Regions from separate parts of the Homo sapiens genome. Here region 1 is linked to region 2. The links are chromatin loops, found by intact Hi-C in ENCODE. Cell type or tissue: endothelial cell of umbilical vein. All regions are shown on one strand. Links, peaks and the distances in the headings refer to the core of each region. The heading gives the core; the rest is flanking DNA.

What was found. Hi-C counts contacts between places; a loop is a spot of excess contacts. Peaks named below come from ENCODE experiments on the same cell type or tissue, not always from the same donor. Only the 100,000 strongest peaks of a DNase experiment are listed, where the experiment ranks them.
Region 1: a loop joins it to region 2, with 8 times the contacts of the local background. A loop is called at or near these places in 3 of 110 quality-filtered maps.

The regions. Positions count from the first base shown.
Region 1 is chr9:73,068,928-73,079,911 of GRCh38, forward strand. No RefSeq gene overlaps it. Among named protein-coding and RNA genes, the nearest start is that of ANXA1, 77 kb to the right of the region's middle. In endothelial cell of umbilical vein, for the core only: no CTCF peak of the experiment used is centred there; a DNase peak (open chromatin) is centred at 5,524; H3K27ac peaks cover 2,075 bases.
Region 2 is chr9:72,983,467-72,994,450 of GRCh38, forward strand. No RefSeq gene overlaps it. Among named protein-coding and RNA genes, the nearest start is that of ALDH1A1, 36 kb to the left of the region's middle. In endothelial cell of umbilical vein, for the core only: no CTCF peak of the experiment used is centred there; a DNase peak (open chromatin) is centred at 4,615; H3K27ac peaks cover 2,212 bases.

The sequences.
Region 1 (10,984 bases), core at 1,587-9,586, 86 kb after region 2:
TTAAAGCAACAGCAGTTAAAAAGACAAAGAGGGACATTATATAATGATAAAAGGACTAGTCCAACAGAAAAATATCACAATTCTAAATATATACGCACTTAATACAGGAGCTCCCAAATTTATACAACAATTACTACTAGACCTAAGAGATGAAATAGATGGCAACACAATAGTAGTGGGGGACTTCAATACTCCACTGACAGCACTAGACAGGTCATTAAGATAGAAAGTCAACAAAGAAACAATGGAATTAAACTATATCCTAGAGCAAATGGACTTAACAGATACTTATAGAACATTCTACCCAACAACTGCAGAATATACATTCTATTCACCAGCACATGGAACATTCTGTAAGATAAACCATATGGTAGGCCACAAAACCAGTCTCAGTAAATTTAAGAAGATCAAAATTATATCAAGTATTCTCTTAGACCACAGTAAAATAAAATTGGAAATCAATTCCAAAAGGAATCCTCAATGCCATACAAGTATATGGAAATTAAATAACCTGCTCCTAAATGACCATTGGGTCAACAAGAAAATCAAGATGGAAATTAAAAAATTGTTTGAACTGAATGATGGTAGTGACACCACCTATCAAAACCTCCGTGATACAGCAAAAGCGGTGTTAACAGGAAAGTTCATAGCATTAAATGCCTACATCAGAAAGTCTGAAAAAGCACAAATAGACAATCTAAGGTCACACCTCACAGAACTGGAGAAAGAAGAACAATCCAAACCCAAACCCACAAGAAGAAAAGAAACAACAAAGATCAGAGCAGGACTAAATTAAATTGAAACAACAACAAAATAAAATACAAAAGACAAACAAAACAAAAAGCTGGTTCTTTGAAAAGATAAATAAAATTGATTTACCATTAGCAAGATTAACCAAGAAAAGAAGAGAGATGATCCAAATAAGCTCAATTAGAAAGGAAATGGGAGATATTACAACTAATACCACAGAAATACAAAAGATTATTCAAGACTACTATGAACACCTTTATGCACATAAACTAGAAAACTTAGAGGAGATGAAAAGTTCCTGGAAATATACAACCCTCCTAGATTAAACCAGGAAGATATAGAATCTCCGAGCAGACCAATAACAAGCATTAAGATTGGAATGGTAATAAAAAAATTGCCAACAAAAAAAGTCCAAGACCAGATGGATTCACAGCTGAATTCTATCAGACACTCAAAGAGGAATTGGTACAAATCCTATTGATACTATTCCAGAAGACAGACAAAAAGGGAATCCTTCCTAAATCATTCTATGAAACCAGTATCATCCTCATACCAAAACCAGGAAAGGACATAACAAAATAAGAAAACTACAGGCCAATATCCATGATTATAATAGATGCAAAAATCCTCAACAAAATGCTAACAAACTAAATCCAAAAGCATATCAAAAAGATAATCAACCATGATCAAATGGGTTTCATACCAGAGCTGCAGGGAAAATTTAACATAGGTAAATCAATAAATGAGATACACCACAGAAACCGAATTAAAAACAAAAATCACATGATCATCTCAATAGACACAAACAATCATTTGACAAAATCCAGCATCCCTTTATGACTAACACCCTCAGCAAAATTGGCATAGTAGTGACATATCTTGAGGTCATAAAAGTCGTCTATGACAAACCCACAGCCAACATTATACTGAATGGGGAAATGTTGAAAGCATTCCCCCTTAGAACTGGAACAAGACAAGGATGCCCATTGTCACCACTTCTATTCGACATAGTGCTGAGGTCCTAGCCAGAGCAATCAGACAAGAGAAAGAAAAAAACGGGCATCCAAATTGGTAAAGAGAAGTCAAACTGTTGCTGTTTGCTGATTATATGATCATATACCTATAAAGCCCTAAAGACTCATCTGAAAAGCTCCTAGAACTGGTAAATGAATTTAGCAAAGTTTCAGGATACAAAATTAGTGTACACAAATCAGTAGTTCTGCTATACACCAAGAGCAACCAAGCTGAGAGTCAAATCAAGAACTCAACCCCTTTCACAATAGCTGCACAAAAAATAAAATACTTAGGAATATACCCAACCAAGGATGTGAAAGACAGCTACAAGGAAAACTATGAAACACTACTGAAAGAAATCATAGACGACACAAACAAATGGAAACACATCTCATGCTCATGGATGGGTAGAATCGATATTGCAAAAATGACCATACTGCCAAAAGCAATCTACAGATTCAATACAATCCCTATCAAAATATCAATATCATTCCTCACAGAACTAGAAAAAAGCATCGTAAAATTCATATGGAACCAAAAAAGAGCCCGCATAGCCAAAGCAAGACTAAGCAAAAAGAACAAATCTGGAGACATCACATTACTCGACTTCAAACTACACTATAAGGCCATAGGCACCAAATAGCATAGTACTGGCGTAAAAATAGGCACACAGACCAATATAATAGAATAGAGAACCCAGAAATAAACCCAAATACTTATATTCAACAGGACTTCGACAAAGCAAACAAAAACATAAAGTGGGAAATGGACACCCTATTCAACAAATGCTGCTGGGATAATTGGCAAGCCACATGTAGAAGAATGAAACTGGATCCTCGTTTCTCACTCTATTCAAAAATCAAGATGGATCAAAGACTTATATCTAAGACCTGAAGCCATAATGATTCTAGAAGATGAGGTTGGAAAAAAAACCTTCTGGACATTGGCTTAGGCAAAGACTTCATGACCAAGAACCCAAAAGCAAATGCAACTAAAAGAAAAATAAATAGATGGGACTTAATTAAACTAAAAAGCTCTGTACAGCAAAAGAAATAATCAGCAGATTTAACAGACAACCCACAGAGTGAGAGAAAATCTTCACAATCTATACACCTGACAAAGGACTAATATCCAGAATCTACAAAGAACTCAAACCAATCAGCAAGAAAAAACAAACAATCCCATCAAAAAGTGGGCTAAAAAACATGAATAGACAATTCTCAAAAGAAGATATGGAAAAATGTTCAACATCACTAATTATCAGGGAAATGCAAATCAAAACCACAATGTAATACCACTTCACTCCTGCAAGAATGGCCATAATTAAAAAATCAAAAAATGATAGCTGTTAGTGGGGATGCAGTGAAAAGGGAACACTTTTATACTGTTGGTGGGAATGTAAACTAGTACAACCATCATGGAAAACGGTGTGGAGGTTCCTTAAATAACTAAAAGTAGATCTACCATTTGATCCAGCAATCCCACTACTGAGTATCTACCCAGAGGGAAGGAAGTAATTATATGAAAAAGATATTGCACACACATGTTTATAACAGCACAATTTGCAATTGCAAAAACATGGAACTAGCCCAAATGCCAATCTATCAATGAGCGGATAAAGAAAATGTGATACACAGACAGACACCACACACAAACACACACACACACACACACACACACACACCATGGAATACTACTCAGCCATAGAAAGGAATGAAATAATGACATTTGCAGCCACCTGGATGGAATTGGAAGCTTATTCTAAATGAAATAAATCAGGAATAGAAAATCAAACATCATATGTTCTCACTCATCTGTGGGAGCTAAGCTATGAGGAAGCAAAGGCATAAGAATGATACATTGGACTTTGGGGACTCAGGGGGAAAAGTTGGGGGTGGCGAGGGATAACAGACTACATGTTGGGTACAGTGTACGCTGCTCAGGTGATGAGTGCACCAAAATCTCAGAAATCACCACTAAAGAACTTATTCATGTAACCAAACACAACCTGTCCCCCCAAAACCTGTTGAGTTAGAAAATAAATAAATCAAAAATAAATAAATAAAAATACACATTAAAAAATAAAAAAAAAAGAGGAGCTTGCCACCTCCTCCTTGCTCTCTCTTGCTCTCTCTCGTCATGTGATGCACCAGCTTCCCTTTCACCTTCAGCCATGATTGTAAGCTTCCTGAGACCCTCACCAGGAGGAGAGGCAGATGCCATGCTTTCTGTACACCCTGCAGAACTGTGAGCAAATTAAATCTCTTTTATTTACAAATTAAATAAAAGAATTTTGTAGTCTTAGATATTCCTTTATAGCAATGCAAACAGACTAATACAGCAATATTCTTAGTTTACATAATGGAATCAAGTACATGAAAACTATTATTTGAAGCAGGTATAATATTAGCCTTTGGCTTTGAGATAAGAACCAAAGATGTTGTTTTTCCTAGGCTATTGGACAACATATATATGAAGTCCATTATCCTATAAATAGAAAGTTGCTGTTTGCATTTTAGTTATAAATTTTTATAAATGATTTCCTCTAAGGAAAATTAACTTGCTCACTTCTCCTACTTATTGCTTCCAGCTCTGTACTACACACACACACATCTGTGTTGGGAATCTTTTTATTAAAATATAACATACATACAGAAAAGCATACAAAACATAACTATATAGCTTGATGAATTTTTACAAGCTGAGAACTACCAGCATCCCAGAACCCCCTGTCCTCTGATTCCCCTTACAGTCTCTGGTTTCTGTGCTCCAAAGACAGCCATTATCCTGACCTCCAATGCCCATAGTTTAGCTTGTTTTTTAATTGTATATAAAGGGAAGTAAACAACACATGCTGTTTGTGCCTGACTTCTTTTGTGCCACACTGCATTTGAAGATTCGTCCATGTTGTGTTTGCAAGACCTGTTTCCATGTTGCATAGTTGCACTTCATTTATTCTCATTGTTGTAGAGTGTTCCGTTAGGTGAATATAGCAGTTTATGAGTTTGTTCTGCTACTAGTAATCACTTAGTTTCTAGTTTGGTTCTGTTATGAATAGTGCTGCTTGGGCATTCTTGTGCACATTTTTTGGTGAACATTCTTTGGTACACATTTCTGTTGACCATATAAACCTAAGACTGGAACCGCTGAGTCACGAACATTCATTTGTTTAATTTTTGAACTGCCAGCTAGTTTTTCAGCGTTGTTGTACCAATTTACACTCCTACCAGTGCCATAAAAGAGCTCTCTGGTTGTTCCACACCTTCTTCAACATGTGATATTTTCTGTCTTTCCCATTTTAGCCACTTTGATGGAAAACATATCCTTATTAAAGACACAGATCATGAAAAACATCCCTGACCTGATACCTTAAGTGAACTCAATTTTGGCAATGTTAGCTAGTTTATTCTTTCTTAATGACATGCATCTGGGACAGATTGAGTGCATTCATCCACTGAAGTCCTTCAAAAGTTAATGATCTCCCATTCTTCCCCACCTCCTACCAAATACAAATGATATTAGCTCACAGTTACCATGGCCCCCTGAGAAAGCTGTTATACCAGTACTTCTTTTTCATAGTTTCTTTCAGTAGAGATGCTATGGGATTTTCTCCATTAATCAGATCAAACCCTACATTTAAAATACATTTCAGTTATTACAATGTCTACATTTTGTTCATAATTTAAGAGTCATCTAAGAGTAGTGACTTATGTTTATCTTGTGGCATGCCACTTTTATGTTTTCCAGAATCCTATTTTTCATTGCCATGATTGGACTGAAAAACAGGATGTTTTTTTCTATCGACTCACATTTCTAAAATTCCTTCTTGGTCAAAAGTGCAAGTCTGTTGACCCTTTCAACTTTTGTTTGAAAGGGACATTTTTGAGTTCTTATTAATTATTTTTCATTGCCTTTGTGTTTCTTTTGCTCTGTTTTACTCTGTATCTTTTCGAATGAGTACCATTCTGCTTTTTATCTACTTATTTTTAAAATAAAGAATTGGAGTGATTTTTCATGCTTTTCTAGAAGTATCATTTCATTAGAAAGATAATTCTAGACAATAAAAGCTTGAGTGCTAATTGTAAAATAGTTTTATTGATAAAATTTGTAATTTCTCTTTCTGTTGCTTATACAGTTTGATAATCCTATGAATTCTACAGAAGGAATTCACATGTAATGATCCTTTAATAACTAGTGCCCGAGAAAAATAAACTTATTCTACAATTAATTTAATTTTCAACACTTTAAATATCTTTAAATTTGTTTCTTCGTTTTGTTTCTGGTATCTTTTGCCTTGCAGAAATATGTAACTTTAAAAGAGCCAAATATATCTAGCTTTTCCTTTATGGTTTCTGTGATTTCTGTCATACTTGGGAATATCTTTCCCATCTCAAATTTACACAAGTAAACTTCTAAATTTTCTTTCAATATTTTTCTTAGAGCAAGGATTCATTTTTCTTCTACATGGATAATCAAACATACAAGCATCGTTTATTAAATTAGACATTCTCACTAAGTTCAATTAAAATCCTATAACTACTAAATCTTTCTATGGATGCTCAGGCATATTTGACTAATGTGTTTACCTATTCCTGTGCTAAAATTATACACTTACCTTTGATTACAGTTACTCCATAGTTATTTTAGTATCTGGAAGTCTCCTACTTTGCCTTCTTGTTATTATTCAGTATTCATAAATTTCTTGACTATTTCTAGAGATATATTTTTTCACATACATTCTAGAATCACTTTATATTGTTCAACAGAAAAGCTTATTAAGATTGTAATTTAAGTTGCATAACATTTCTATAATAATATTAGAAGTAGTGACATTTCTATAATAGTAGTATCATTAGGAATATTTTATGTACTTCATTTGGATTTTATAAATTAACTTTTATATAAATCTTATGCTACTCTTGCTATATTTAAGTCTAAGAATTTTCACTTTTAGTCCCTATTATAGATGAATCTTTCTTTTTTTTCTTTTGCTTCAACCTTGCTATTGACAGAGAAAAAGTTACTGATTTTCTTAAGGTATACAAAGTTAATTCTAAGGCTTTTCAAGAGCTACTGGAAAGAGACGGAGACATCTTTATTCCTGGAAGAGAGATTTTGGCAAACATCCTGTCATGAGGAATCTGAGAATCACACAACATGAAGGAAAGTAGAATCTAAGGATGGAGATATGGCAGGTTCTGGAGCTATTATTTGAACTCCTAGAATAAGCCATATTTGAAACCATTACCAGTTATCCTTTACATTATTCCCTATGTTCATTTAATTTACGTAGGTTTAGGCCAGGAAGAGTGAGTGGCCCATGCTTGTAATCCCAGCACTTTGGGAGGCTGAGGTGGGCAGATCACCTGAGGTCAGGAGTTCAAGACTGGCCTGGCAAACATGGTGAAACCCCATCTCTACAAAAAAAAAAAAAATTAGCTGGGTGTGGCGGTATGTGCCTATAATACCAGCTACTCAGGAGGCTGAGGCAGGAGAATCACTTGAACCTGGAAGGCAGAGATTGCAGTGAGCCGAGATCGTACCATTGCACTCCAGCCTAGGCAACAAGAGCAAAACTCCATCTCAAAGAAAAAAAAAAATTAAGTTGGTTTAAATAGGTCTTATTCTTCATTGTTTACCAAATCAGATGGTGTGGAAATTTGAATTTGGCTTCCCCAGATAATTCTTATGCTAGTAATCTTCAGAAAAAATACCAGGATCAATACACTCTATTACTATCATGAAAATATAATGAAAAATAATTTAATGGTATAGAGTTGACCATAGGAGAGTTGCTTCAATGTTATCACAGATGTATAGGATAAAGCTGAAATTGCTTCATTAAAGAGCTGAATTTTAATAGTTACTGATATAATAAAAGTATAGGAGCCTCTAAATACAAAACTATAAAAATGAAATGAAGTAATTGTGTGAAAGGAAGATGAAGAACATTTATTCTATTGCTTGCGAAATATAAATATATCAAATTTATTTATATATCAAATTTACATAATATGGATTTGATATATTTATATTTCTCTTCAAATGGAGAACTTAGAAATTCACTAGGCAATCATTACTTTATTCAAGGCAATTTTATGAATTAAACAAGATGCTAATTATACTATCAATAGCATAACTGTGCTTTTTGACTCAAAGAAAATATAACTTGAACCCACAATGATGTGAAGTTTCTTCTATATAGATCTTTGTTTATCCTGCTGATTTGTTTCCTCATTATTGGCTTCTTAAGAAATCGTTGCTCAACTCTGATTTTGTGTTTCAGCTTTGAGTCACATTGAGACCAATGAACATCTTTCAAGTATTTGATTATATTTGTGATTATATGTAGGGAACTTCTTTTCTTCCTGTTGAAAAATGATTGGGACTCAAATAACAGTAGTACTGACCATGTATCACTCAGTGTGCCATAACATAAATTCTGCATCATTGGTCAATTCATTTATTCAATCTTTTATTTCACTCCACACCCATATGGGGTGACTATGATGCAGACATGTTTATATACACAGCAGAAACATCACTGGAAAAAAACAGACAAAAGTTCTTGCTCTCATGGAACTTAGATTCTGACAAAGAAAGATATCAAATAAACCTTAAACAAATATAAATACACTACAGATATATAAATTATGTAAAGTGGTGGTAAGTGCTGTGAAGTAATGTGTAGTAGAGTAGGGGGGATAGAGAATGATAGTGGAGAAGGGGAAGGATGCTCTTTCATATGAGAGTCAGGAAAATCTCTGATAAGGTGACATCTATTCATGGAGTTGTAGTGAAGGAGAAATCAAAATGGATATCTAAGGGAAACACCTTCCAGGCAAGTAAGACCCTGAGACAAGAATATTCTAAGTATATTCAAGGAATAGCAAGAAGGTCTAAAGGGCAGGATATGATATTCATTTTAAAAGTTTGCTCTGTTTGCATATGAGAATAGATTGTAGAAAGGCAAGTGTAAAAGGCTATTACACACTTGCAAGATGTTTACTGAGAGATGACATTCAGTTTAGTTTGCTGGCATGGATCAGGATTTAGAAAAGAGAATGAACCTGGAGGGACAATTTGAAGATATTCAGAATGACTCTGCAGATTTTTCTTGAGTAGCTAGAACTATATGAAGATCAGGTGTGTGTGTGTGGGTGTGGGTGTTTGCATGTGTGTGTGTGTGTGTGTGTGAGAGAGTGTGTGTTGAAAAGGGGTAGACTAAAATAAATCAAAGTCCAGTTTCAGATAGCAGAAATTTAAGATGGCAACTTGACAGTAGATGTAAGCCAAAAAATGTATAAGTCAGGTGTATCCAGGAGATGTTGGGACTGAAGATATAATTTTAGGAATTTTTTAAGCATATAGTTGGTATTTAAATACTTGGAATCAGATGAAGTCACCTACACAAGGAGTACTGGTGGAGAAGAGTTTATGAAAATAAAGAGAAATCAGCAAAGGGGACAGCAAATAATTTTTTTTCCAAAAAGAAAGGGAGTCATTAGCTATATCAAAAGCTGTTAATAACTGAAGCAAGATGATTATGGAGAAATGACACTGAATTTTTCAGTGTAGAAGTCATTAATGGCCTTGACAAGATCAGTGTATGAAAAAAATTTTGTGTTTCAGTGGGCAACTAAACATAGTCTGACAACTCTTTTAGGGTATCAAATTCTACCCCTGCTCATTGTCTTTGAGCTGTTTTGCAAATCTTTGTAAGTGGTAGGTAATTGATAAACAAATTCTGACTTGTCTGTTAGTGACATTAATTGACTTTCTGTGTCCAGTTTGGTAGTGATCTAAATGAATGTGGAAAAATCAGTTTTGTCTGCATTTCCAATTAATTTCAACATTCTGTGCTCTAGATAAATTAGCGCTGTTTGACTTTTCCTTTGAATCAGTTATAACATCTCCGTGGCTCCCTCATATTATGTAAGTAAAATTATTTAACACATGTTCATTTTCATATCTGAATGAGGGTTATGATTTCACCTTTTTCTGAAAATTATCTTTTTAGCATTAACGTTGGTGTGGTGATGTAGGCAAAAGACTGGCTCAGAGGTACTTGACAGAAAATGGAAAATGGGGTCAAAATGGTTGATTTGATATTCAGAAAAACCTTTTTTGGTAAAGCACATTGAAAAATCTCAACACAATTTAACAATTTTTTAAATTATGGTAGGAAAGTAAAAATAAGGGAATCTAGAAGCTTGATATAAGAAGGCAATCCAGGCCTGGCGTGGTGGCTCATGCCTGCAATCTCAGAACTTTGGGAGGCGGAGGTGGACGGATCACTTGAGGCTAGGAGTTTGAGATCAGCCTGGCCAACATGGCAAAACCCTGTCTCTACTAAAAATACAATTATTAGCCAGGTGTGGTGGTGCACGCCTATAATCTCAGCTACTTGGGAGGCTGAGGCACAAGAATCGCTTGAACCGGGAGGCGGAGGTTGCAGTGAGCAGAGATTGCACCACTGCATTCCAGCCTGGGCGATAGAGTGACACTCTTTCACAAAAATAAATAAATAAATAAATATAAAATAAGAAGGCAATCCAGAGGAGTGAGTGAGTACTGGATCTGCTAATGTGAGGGGTCATGAGCTCTTGGGACAGGAAACAAAGCTTGAGACTAGAGCTCTGGTAGGATCCACAGCATAATGCCGGGAGCAGCAAAATCTCAAGGGAAAAACCTGACTTTGCTTTAAAATGGAGATGTCTGAAATACTTGTCTGTCCTGAACTTAGCTCTAGATAAGCTAGAATAAAAGAACAATTATCTGCTGAGAATTTCTAACCACAAGGTGGCACACACCTTGTTTGTTGAAGAACTGAGGTACAGCAAGGTGTGGCTAGAACACTGAACCAAAGGAATTGTGGTATGACCTTAGTTAGGTCTTGGCTGTCATCTCCTTGTTACCCTAACATAAAAGGTTGTGAACAATAACTTCTCTATGTCACTGGATAATTCAGCCATGAGGCTCTCTCTTGATTCACATCATAAAAACCCAAACATTATTCTTTTGTTGCCATGCACACTTGCAGGTACAAGGATGTTAAAATCTACACACCCCTCCCTAATTCTTATATTGCAAAAATTTGCCTGTTACATAATAATGATAGTTCCTTGAGTTTTTATCAAGTATTATGTTTACCCAGAAAAGAACAGTATTTTAAAAAGGTATTCTTATACAATTCTCCCCACTTTTTGCATTTTGTATT
Region 2 (10,984 bases), core at 1,120-9,119:
GCTGACTTAAGTTTTCTCTATTAAATATAATATAAATAGAAAAAATATCCTCATCCCCACATCAGGCTGCAGATAAAGTTGTTAATCATCAACTTGCACTGTTAAAAGCAATTGCGGTTGAACAGCTTTCAGCTTTCCCTGCAGCAATCTGTTTCAAGTCAAGATTCAGATAGCCTCTTGATTTTTACATGTTGGACATGTGGGCAGTAAATCTATAGATAAATATTTTTGCAGTTAGGCATCACACTGATGACACTGCATTTTGAGAGAAGTGGAGAGGAGAACTGACTACATAAATGTAGTTACATCATAACAAGAAATAATTGTTTAATGGTGAAAACTTTTGCCTATATATCATTTAAAAAGGCCATATCCAAAGTGCTAAGTCATTCTATTACAACCGGGGTTAAATTAGTTTGATGGTAAAGTTCATAGATAAGAGAAAAGTTACTCTTTAAACCATCCCCTCACCCGCCTGAATGCTTGGTGATAGGATGTCATCGTTAATGATTTGAGTTCCCTAAAGAAAGCTCTGTAGCCTTTGGAGAAAGCTAACGATGTGTAATAGAAATTTACTAGAAGGATTCATGGTTTTTCTACACTTATACTAGACTGTATAGTACAAGAGGAAATTATTTTAGATAATACTTCATCTGATATTTATTGAGCATCTGAAACATTCCTGGCATTGTGCTTTACATATAAGGGAAAGAAAATGTTGAATAGATTCCTAAATATTCTGCCAATCTTGGCCCTTCTAATGTTTTCTCCACAGAGGCAGACCATTCCTTGTGAAACACAAATCTAGTCGTCATGTCACTGCTAATGCACAAGCCTGTTCAGTGGCTCCCTGTTGTACTCTAGCTGATAAAATTCAAACTCCTTAGTGTGCCATGTTAAATTTCCTTCATGTTGTAGTCCTAGCTTACCACCTCTAACAGCCTCACCTCTCTACTTCCTTGCCCATAAATTGAGCTTCCTCATGTTACTTTACCACCCTGAATAGAACTCCCTCTTTGGCTTATGGGAATTAGAATATGATATTTTCTCTATCTCTATCTTTTCCTCTCTCTCTCTCTTTTTTTCTTCTTGGCCATCTTTCCTCTCTCTCTCTCTTCATTTGGTTAATTACTATTTCAGGTCTCAACCATGATACCTTATTCTAGGAAACCCTTCCCTGGCCCCTTAGGAGTGGGGTCAGTGTCCTTCCTTCATGTGATCTAATAGATGCTTGATCCAAAGCATCTAACGACTTCCAGTCATGGAACTTATCAGACTATGGTGTCTATGAATCTGTCATATGCACTCAGCTATTACAGGACTGTGTCTTGCTAGCACTGTATCCCCAGAAACTAATATAGCACATGACTTAAAGTAAGTCTGTTCAATACATAATTATCAAATATAAGAGTAACACATATCATGGTCCTGGGGGAGATGCAGGAAAACATTTTCTTTGTGTACCAGGTTCATAACAGATTTTTACAAAAATTGTTCTGAAGATGAAGTACACTAAATTGTTAATCACCATGATTCCAAAGCCTAAGGTTTGTTCCAAGAGAGCTGTGGGCAGCAAAATATGGAATTATTTAGAGACTCTCTGTCAGTAACATTGGAATTGTGAGGAGATTGTTTAATATAACTACGTAGAGTAAGTGCCTGGGAGGAGCATGCCTATAAAAAGTAACTGTGCTTCCATTTTTAGGCATCTTTGTTCAGCACGGTGCCAGGTACATGCCGTCTCCTGCTTGGCAGCCCAGCATAGAGTTACACCCTCTGCATTGCATTTAATTCCCTTTATAATTTACATAATCCTTCTGCCTGTGCCTATCATTTTACAGAGCAAAAGGAATCCCATCATGAGTACACTAAGCCATATACTTGGCTGCATCACACAGATGTTTCACCTGGACTATGTCTGGCAGTGCAAGACCCCAAGTGATGATAATTTCATTGTACTTAACACAATGTCTCCCTAGAGACAGTGGGAGCCAGGGGAGGGGATACCTGAGGTATAGAGAAATCAAGCCTGCTAAGCATAATCACCCTTGATAACTTGTCTCCTTTCAACAACTTGTGCTTTTAGACATGCATTCTCATTTAGGGTATTTAAAACTTACCTATTTCAATAAAATGGTTCCAGTGTCAGCCCCCTTTGAAAACTTTATACTCATGCCAAACTATCACTGTGATCACTTGTGAAATACTGGCTTTGAGAGGAAAGATGGTTCAATTTTTTTTTTTCTGAAATGATGGTGCTTATTAGATCTCTACATATTTTTAAAGATAAGACAGGCCACCATGTTAACTTTAAAAAAAATGTATCAATGAAAAGACATAGAAATTACCAGAAGTAAGCAGAAAGAAGTAGCGCTCTGAGTAAAGGGATACACAGTAAATCTTGGCTGCAAACAATAAAACAATTATGATGGTGTTCATAGTACGTTTATGTTTGCACAAATTTACAGGCTAATAAAAACAGAGCACTAATGCATTCAAATATCTGAAAGTGCCAAAAGAACTGAGTGCCATTTCACAGGTGTACTTTAGATACATTTTTTGATAACAAGATGAAGGGAAGTAAGAATGGTATTTGAGTACATCAGTGTGGTTTAGTTCACCAATGTCCTACAAGAGACATTTTACTTCTCAAACAGAAGCGCTAAAGCTAACTTCACAAAGAATTTGTTGATCACTCTTTGGCATTCAGATATACCCATTTGTAGGATCCTACAATCAGAGGGCCAATAATTTCTATATAATCCTTAAAGGCAAAAAATATTTAATGAAAATTATTCATTCCTCATATTCTCATTTTTTGCATTATTAAAATATGACTATGCTGTCATTAATTTCTTCAAGTTAATAAAGTCCTGGAGAAGTTCTGTTTCAAGTATTACCCAAATACCCTTTAATACAGGTGTAAGAGGAGCTTGATGATCACACAAATGTAGGGTCTTGGGTGATTAGAGCTAAGCTGAGTCTAGGCACATGCATTCTAGGCTGATTCTACCTTTGACTATAGGACTTTGGGCAATTCTGTTTTGCCTTTCACTATGTCAGTGGTTCTCAAACTCGTAATCACCTGGAGAACTTGTTAAAATACGAATTGATGTCTCCCATCCCCAGAGTTTCTAATTTAGAAGATTGGAGTGGCGTCCAAGAATTTGGATTTCCTAATAAATTCCCAAATAATTACTAATGCTTCTGCTATGGGACATATTTTGAAAACCAGGGCAATAAACACATCTCACAACCTGCTCTTCTTTACAAGAGGGCAGCAGAGGGGTCACAGATGTAGCAATGTAGAGTGGTCTTTCGATGACAATGTGGGAGTAGCGTGCTTTCATGGGAATGGAGTCAGGAAAGGAGGGAGCAAGAAACTTTGGATCTAACTCCCAATATTCTCAGTTTATTTTAGCAAAAAAAAAAAAAGATGGGAAATGAATTGCAACCATGTTCAAAAACCCAGAGTAGACTAGAGAAGAGTGAAGAATGTGTCAGAACATTCTAAGTACATTTGCTAGCTCTGTCCTTGCCCATACTTATATCCGGGAGCTTAAAAATCCAAAATGATACATGAATGTAAAGGGGCAAAGCCAACAAACAGTTATCCTGCTGGGGGGAATAAAAGGTCTTTCCATACATACAAAGTGACAACTCTCATCAGCTTTGTATTTAAAGAAGAACAACAAGGTTGGATGCATTTTTTAAACAGAATGTGAAGAATTACTGTGTTTTAACTAGACTATGTTTAAATTTAAACAAGAGTAGACATGTTCTTCATGATACATATAAATACATATTCACTTTTATGTGGCTAAATATGGCATTATAAATTTATAAAAAACATATTTTCTAGTAGGAACACCACAATAAGAAAAGATTTAGTTGGTTCATAAGCTTGTAAGTGATATCAAGATGGAGCTCCCTTTTTATATTCTGGAGTGTAAATCCCTCTGTTATTATTATAATTAAATAAATGTCTGTGAAACAATGTTTTTTCTACACTTTAACAGGTGTATTACTTATTACAAGGAGCATTAAACACAATAAAATGCTAGTATAAAAATTGTCTGCAATGGGATTTTTTTTTTTTTTTAAACAGAGTCTCTCTCTGACGCCCAGGCTGGATTGCAGTGGTGCCATCTCGTCTCACTGCAAACTCCGCCTACTGGGTTCAAGCGATTCTCCTGCCTCAGCCTCCCAAGTAGCTAGGATTACAAGCATATACCACCATGCCCAGCTAATTTTTGTATTTTTAGGAGAGATGAGGTTTCGCCATGTTGGCCAGCCTGGTCTCAAACTCCTGACCTCAAGTGATCCACTTGCCTTGGCCTCTCAAAGTGCTGGGATTACAGGCATGAGCCATGGCGCCTGGCCTGGATTTGTCTTATAAAAGCTATTGTCTCTTCAAAGATGAGGCTGCATGCTTTTCTTATTTGCACATCATTTTCTGCATAGAATTCTCCTTTGTCACTGAAATTCACTGACTCCTCATGGAATTACCAGACGGTTCAACATATTTATAGTGCCATGAATTACATTACTGAAATAAGTATTACAATGCCACCCTATTCGGTGGACGTCATAAACAGAAACATAACAAGACATCTGCTTCCTCTGGAGGAAATTGCATGAACTCTCTGTGTAATTTTCAATGAGAAAGAGAACACTTTGATAACCTAGAACCGGTTTGTGTAATTTACCCATAAAAGTCATTCAAGTTCATACCAACTCAAGTCCAGACACGAAGTTGTCTGTATAGTTGTCTGTACAGATTTTGCAAACTCAAAAGATTCAGTAAGAGAAAGACTTGCAATTTTAAAATAATTAATTGGCCTTCAGTACTTTAGACACTTTTTTACTGACTGGCCTTGGGTAGAAAAATTTATATAAAGCACTAGACAAGAAAAGCTTATAGTATGATCTTTTCAGTACATACTTATAAAACAACATAATTTGTAAGGAAAACAATTTTACATGATTTTCTGTTATAAAAATTTGGTCTTTTTCACCTCATCAATGTGTCAGACAAAAGGAAGTTAGTGTTTAAGATATATATTTTAAAGGTATAAATAATTTGAATAAATAAAATTATAAATAATGAAAATATTTAATTTCTGAAATAGGTACACAGATTTGACAGATATTTTTACATATTAAATTAATGCAAACTTTATGTTTAAAAATTTAAGTTCAATTAAGTAAAAGTACATCAAGAATTTTAATAATATATATCCATTTACTTGGAGAGGAAAGATTATTATATTTGATTTTGCTTCTCACATAATGGTGACAATAATAGTATAATAATAGAATAAATTTTCAAGACTTTTTCTTCCATAAAAATAATACATCTTGTCTCTACAAGGTGAACAGTCTTCAGAACATATAGAAGGAATATAAAAGTAGAAAAATTGTATAATATAATTTGTAATAAACATTGATATTTTTTTAAAAAGTTTGGTATACTTTTGCAATTCCTCTATTGTGTCAGGGGCTAGCAGAGTGAGTGGTGAAGAATGAATATTCTAAATTGTGTTCATAATTTTATTTTTCAAGTTGCAACTTTAAAAACATATATAGAGCATCAAACTTTTCTTGTCTCTTTCCTCTACATCAAAAAACCACTCTTATTAACAAAGAAATAAGCTGAGTTTTTCACTTTTTTCTTGAAAGTAAAAACAGACAAAGTTTGATCATGTTAGAAGATTTGAAAATACTTTTTTGTTACTGAGGCAACATCTGAGTTATTCATATTTTAAACAGACAATTATGAATGTAACTGTTATAAAAGTCACTTTTTGACAAAAAGATGACAGTTGCAAAGTTAATACGCAAATACAGGGAAACTAATATTTTAATAAGATTGACTTTTATTACTCTACAAAATCTTTTATATAAACCTCATATATTTTATTGAAATTATTACTTTTTTTGTATTTGATTAATAACTTAATTTTTTTAAACATAAAGAGAGTCTTGCTATGTTGCTCAGGCTTAGAACTCCTGGCCTGAAACAATCCTCCTGCGTCAGTCTCTCAAGTAGCTGAAATTTGATTAATAACTTCTTTATGTGAATATCACTTAAAAATTGTTTGCCATATAGTCAGATACCATATCTTTAGAAAATCTAAAAGCATATCTGATGATTACTAAATTAATATTTGAAAAATTTTATAGTAGCTATATAAACTAACTGCACCATCCTACACAGTAGTCATGGGCCCCATGTAAGTGCTGAGCACATGAAACATGGAAAGTATGACTGAAGAACTGATTTTTAAATTTTACTTCAAAAAAAATGTTAAGGCTGGGCACAGTGGCTGATACCTGTAGTCCCAACACCTTTGGAGGCCGAGGTGGGCAGATCCCTTGAGCCCAGGAGTTTGAGACCAGCCTGAGCAACAGGGAGAAACCTCATCTCTACAAAAAAATACAAAAATTAGCCGGGTGTAGTTGTGCATGCCTGTAGTCCCAGCTGCTCAGGAGGCTGAGATGGGAGAATCACTTGACCTGGGAGAGCAAGGCTGCGGTGAGCCGTGATCGCGCCACTGCACTCCAGCCTGGGTGACAGAGTGAGATCCTTTCCCAAGAAAAGAAAAAAGTTAAATATACCTGGAATAAGTTTCTCAATCATAAATTTTATAAAATGTAAATACAGATAAAATACATCTGATGAAAATTTAGCCTTTGGATTGAAATTTGCTTTAAGTGTAAGACACAATTATGAAAAACAAAGAAAGGGAAACAGGTATCGGTTTTTAATATTGTTTATGAGTTGGATTAATAATATTTTGGATATGTGGGATTAAATAAAATATATTATTGAAATTCCTTAAAATTCACCTATTTTAATTTTTTTAAAAAATGGCTCCTAGAAAAATTTAAATTACATAGATGGATTATATTCTATTTTCAACTGGACAACATTGATCTACATTGTAGATAGAAATTAAAATTCACCAGTCTTTGCAGTTTATAAAATCTGTGGCCAATTATCATTACATGTATTTTTGAGCATATCTATTAAAACTGACTAAAGATCAGAATTTCATAATAGTCACAGCTGATCTAATCACACAGGGCAAAGATTTCTCCTTAACTTGTGGGACCATTTCAATTGCTAGTAAAGTGTTCAGAGCCCCATATTAGGTTAGTTTTTTGTTTTTTAGTAAAAACCTGAGTTTATAATATCCAAGCATCTTTGCAGGGTCACAGTGTACAGTATGAAAGGTTATTTATGACACAGGACTGCTGACTAAAAGACCCAGCTTGTAGTATGCTCATGAAACCTTGGCCCTGGCAAAAACCTGCATTTGTCTGGTGTAAGGAGCTTCTCTCCAAATTGGCAGAAAGACAGCATACAGGCTAGCTAACTCTGCATGTTTTCATCAACATGCAATATCGCAACATGCAATATTATAAAAAACATTCTCAGATGATTTCTTTCTGCCCAAATCATCCAGGTGGAGTGTATTACTGTAAGTAATATGCAGTGAAAATTCTGGGGCCACCTTACATTTGCCAAAGGTTTTACTATTCCCCCAACTATCACATACATTTTATCAATGTTCTCATAGTAATACAAGGAGATGTTAAGCAGGTATTATCCTCATTTTACAGCCAAGAAACTGGAATTAAAATGTCTCTTTGGATTGGTATAGAATTCAGAATAATCACATTTGCCCTTTGCAAATAAAATTATAGCTCCTATAGCTTGTGAAGCAGTCTCATAGACATAAACATTGCAACTAAAATTGAATATAACATTTATAGGCTAAGAACAGACCCAACCATATGTCTCATTGAGTTTTGGTTTCCAATAAAAGCATATAATCATATTTTATTATTTAATTTATGTGTTTTAAGAGACCCAAAGAGTATATATACTATCTCCCAAAATTTAACATATTTTTATAATTATTACTTCTATACAACTTATCTACATGAATCCATGAATAAAAGTGTTCTCCCTTGAAAATGTTCCTGAAAATAACAGCTACCTTTAAGAAACAACTTTGCATTATAGTCAATTAAAACCTATTTATTTTTAACATTGTTAAAAATAAACAATGTTTTCATGCTATATATTTTATTTAAAGATAAGGGAAACAACTTGGCTGGTGCTTTTATGAATCTAGAGGGCTCTGAAGAGAATATCTTTAGGATAATTCCTTAATATCCCTTTTGGAAGAGTATTAGTAGTTTCTTATTCAATGTAGATTTCTTAAGTAGCTGACATTTATTTTATTTCCTACCACCTGATCTTGGTACCTTAAAATCTGTTTTTTATTTGTTTTACATTTATTCATGTTCTAATGGCTCCTAGTGATTTTCAATTAGAATTTTCTTAAGGAATGAGTTTTAAGATCTTTCTCCCTATACAATGAGTATTGTTGGTACCTATATATTTAAAAAAAATAAAATCTGTATTTTCTAAACATTGATGACTCATTGATTATACTCTTAATAGTTACTAATTTTAAACCACTGAATTGGAAGCTTATAGTTACTTGAATGCGGTAAATGGCAAGTATATTTAATTATATCAAATATTATGCCTCTTTTGGGTTTTTTATAGATATATTTGTACACTGAAATTCACACCTGGCCTACATCACATAGATTTTGAAGAATGTTTTACCTTTATAACAAAAGTTGGTCTCCCAAATCTATACTCCTAAGCGAAGTTTCCTTTCGGGGTGTCAAATCACACCACAGCTGCCAGGTTTTCAATATAATGTAACCACTAATATTTTATGTTTATTTCATTCTCATGTTTATCAAACCCTCGTGGTCATCAAAAGAGATTATTCAGGCGTATACTTCATCCACATTGATTTGAAGGGGAATTTTAATAAAACATGACAAAATGGAAATTTATTTTAAATGTAAAAATGTGAATTCACACACAACTATCACACACACTACTCATTCGGTAAATCATATAATGGACATTGTCATTTTGACATGTAGAACATTTCTCTTCCTCCATCACCTTTGAATTAATCGGATTGTAAGGGCGGGTAAAGGAAAAAGGGGTGGAATTTGGAATTCCCAATGGCTCCCATTGCTATTTATATCATTGAACCATTTTGAAGTCAGGTAGATGTTAACCTAATAAGGGAAGCCCCACTGGCTTTCTGTCTCCTCCAGACAATACAATGGCATAATTGTGTCTGTGCTTCTCTTTTCAATTGTTCTACTGTAACACAGATTGAGAACTAACCACAGATTCTAATTAACTCAAATTAGACTAATGAGAGAGATGATAAGTACTACAACATGAAGATTAAGAAATTAAACCTAATTTGAAACCTCAAAGATGTTGGGTACAAAGGAAATAAATGTTAAAAGGACAAATTGGGCCACAGCTTCATAAATGTTGAAAGCAAGACTAACCAATCAATGGCTGTAGCCCATCTGAATAAATGTTCCTGACTTTCTAGAAGGAAGAATTTCAGCACCTACAGAAGAGCAGCCCAAGTTTCATAATGACATTAAGACTTTTCTTACATTTAATTCTCTATTTATCATTAGCTTGGAGATGGGAGGAGTAGAGGTGGCAGGAATAGAAAAATAACTTATTGATATAAAAATCTGTGCTCAGCAAGTTTTTTCCAAGTATAGAAAATTTAGAAAAAACTAAAGTATTACAATATATTTTAAAAGACATTATGTAAAAGTATAATGAGAACTTTTAATTTTATTGTTTGAGGAAACCTTTAATTATAAATGTGCATTAAGGAAATTTCTTATTTGAAATGTTCACACTTTCTATTTTCCCATGATTTACAACTCATTAAAATGTATTTCTTTTACAATGAGTGCTCAACTTTTATACTGCTGCTTCTAATGTTCACTCATTTCTCTGAATTTTCAATTATTTACTATGAAAATAAACTGGTAGAGAAGAGGTAATCTTACTTAGTGTTACAGAATTCTATAGCAGTCTTGTTTGAAATCCACTTTATATATAAGTTTATTTGTAAGTATATGTTTGTATTTTGAATCCTTGTGGTTCTACAAAGGATATAAGGCAGCCAAACTTAAATACAAATTAAGTATTATATAAAATATAGAGCAATATTATCAGAATTAAAAATAAAGGCCACATAAGGGAAGAAAACGAAAATGAAAGCTGTTTGGATGATATTAGGGGACACATAATTGAACATCAAATGTAACACAGAATTTTCTGGAAGCCAAAGTAAAAAAGGAGATAAGGTAGGCTACACGACTCAAGATTTATAAAAGTGGAATCTCATTAATTCCTCAATGCTTTCAAGAAATATTTGAAGTCTTTCAAATAGGAACTCATATGTAGGACACTAATCATTTCTTCAACACCTGCAGTTCATAGTAGATGCTTGGCACATTTGTAAGAAAAATTTGGATTGATATTCCCAATAATACTAAAAAGATAATTTTGGTAAAGTGCATTTAGGCAGTTTTTCCATTCACCATTTTTAGGCTCTTTCAGTTGATTTTCTAGTACCCTCGCTTCTCTCCCTCTTTCCCCACATTAGAAGTAGCTATAAGCTCTATTTTCTCTCTCTCTAACATACCAGGTGGGATGTTACAGGAAAGCCAGTTTCTGACAAAATCCAGCATACGACAGATTTATTGTCAAGTAGGTACAAAAACATTCAAATAATCAGTTCTTTAAAGTAAGTGAAATTCCATCTCTCTGCCCTTCAAGCACTGACCAGTACTTTGCACAAAATATTCTCTGGAAGCCAAGTGACAATAGTCTTGAGGAAAAATTTGCTAGTCATCTAGGTGTAATTAGGTGAATCCTTTATTACAACAGTGGCCCACAGACAAGAACAGGAGTCCTAAGACTAGGACACAGCTTTTAAGGATGTTAGGACCCTGGCTCCTCAGGTTCTCAAAATGGAAAAATGTGTTTCAAAGAGCTCTTCTGTTCAAATGCAGATGGAGGTAGTGATATTGGAGTCATTGTGATGTGAAGTCA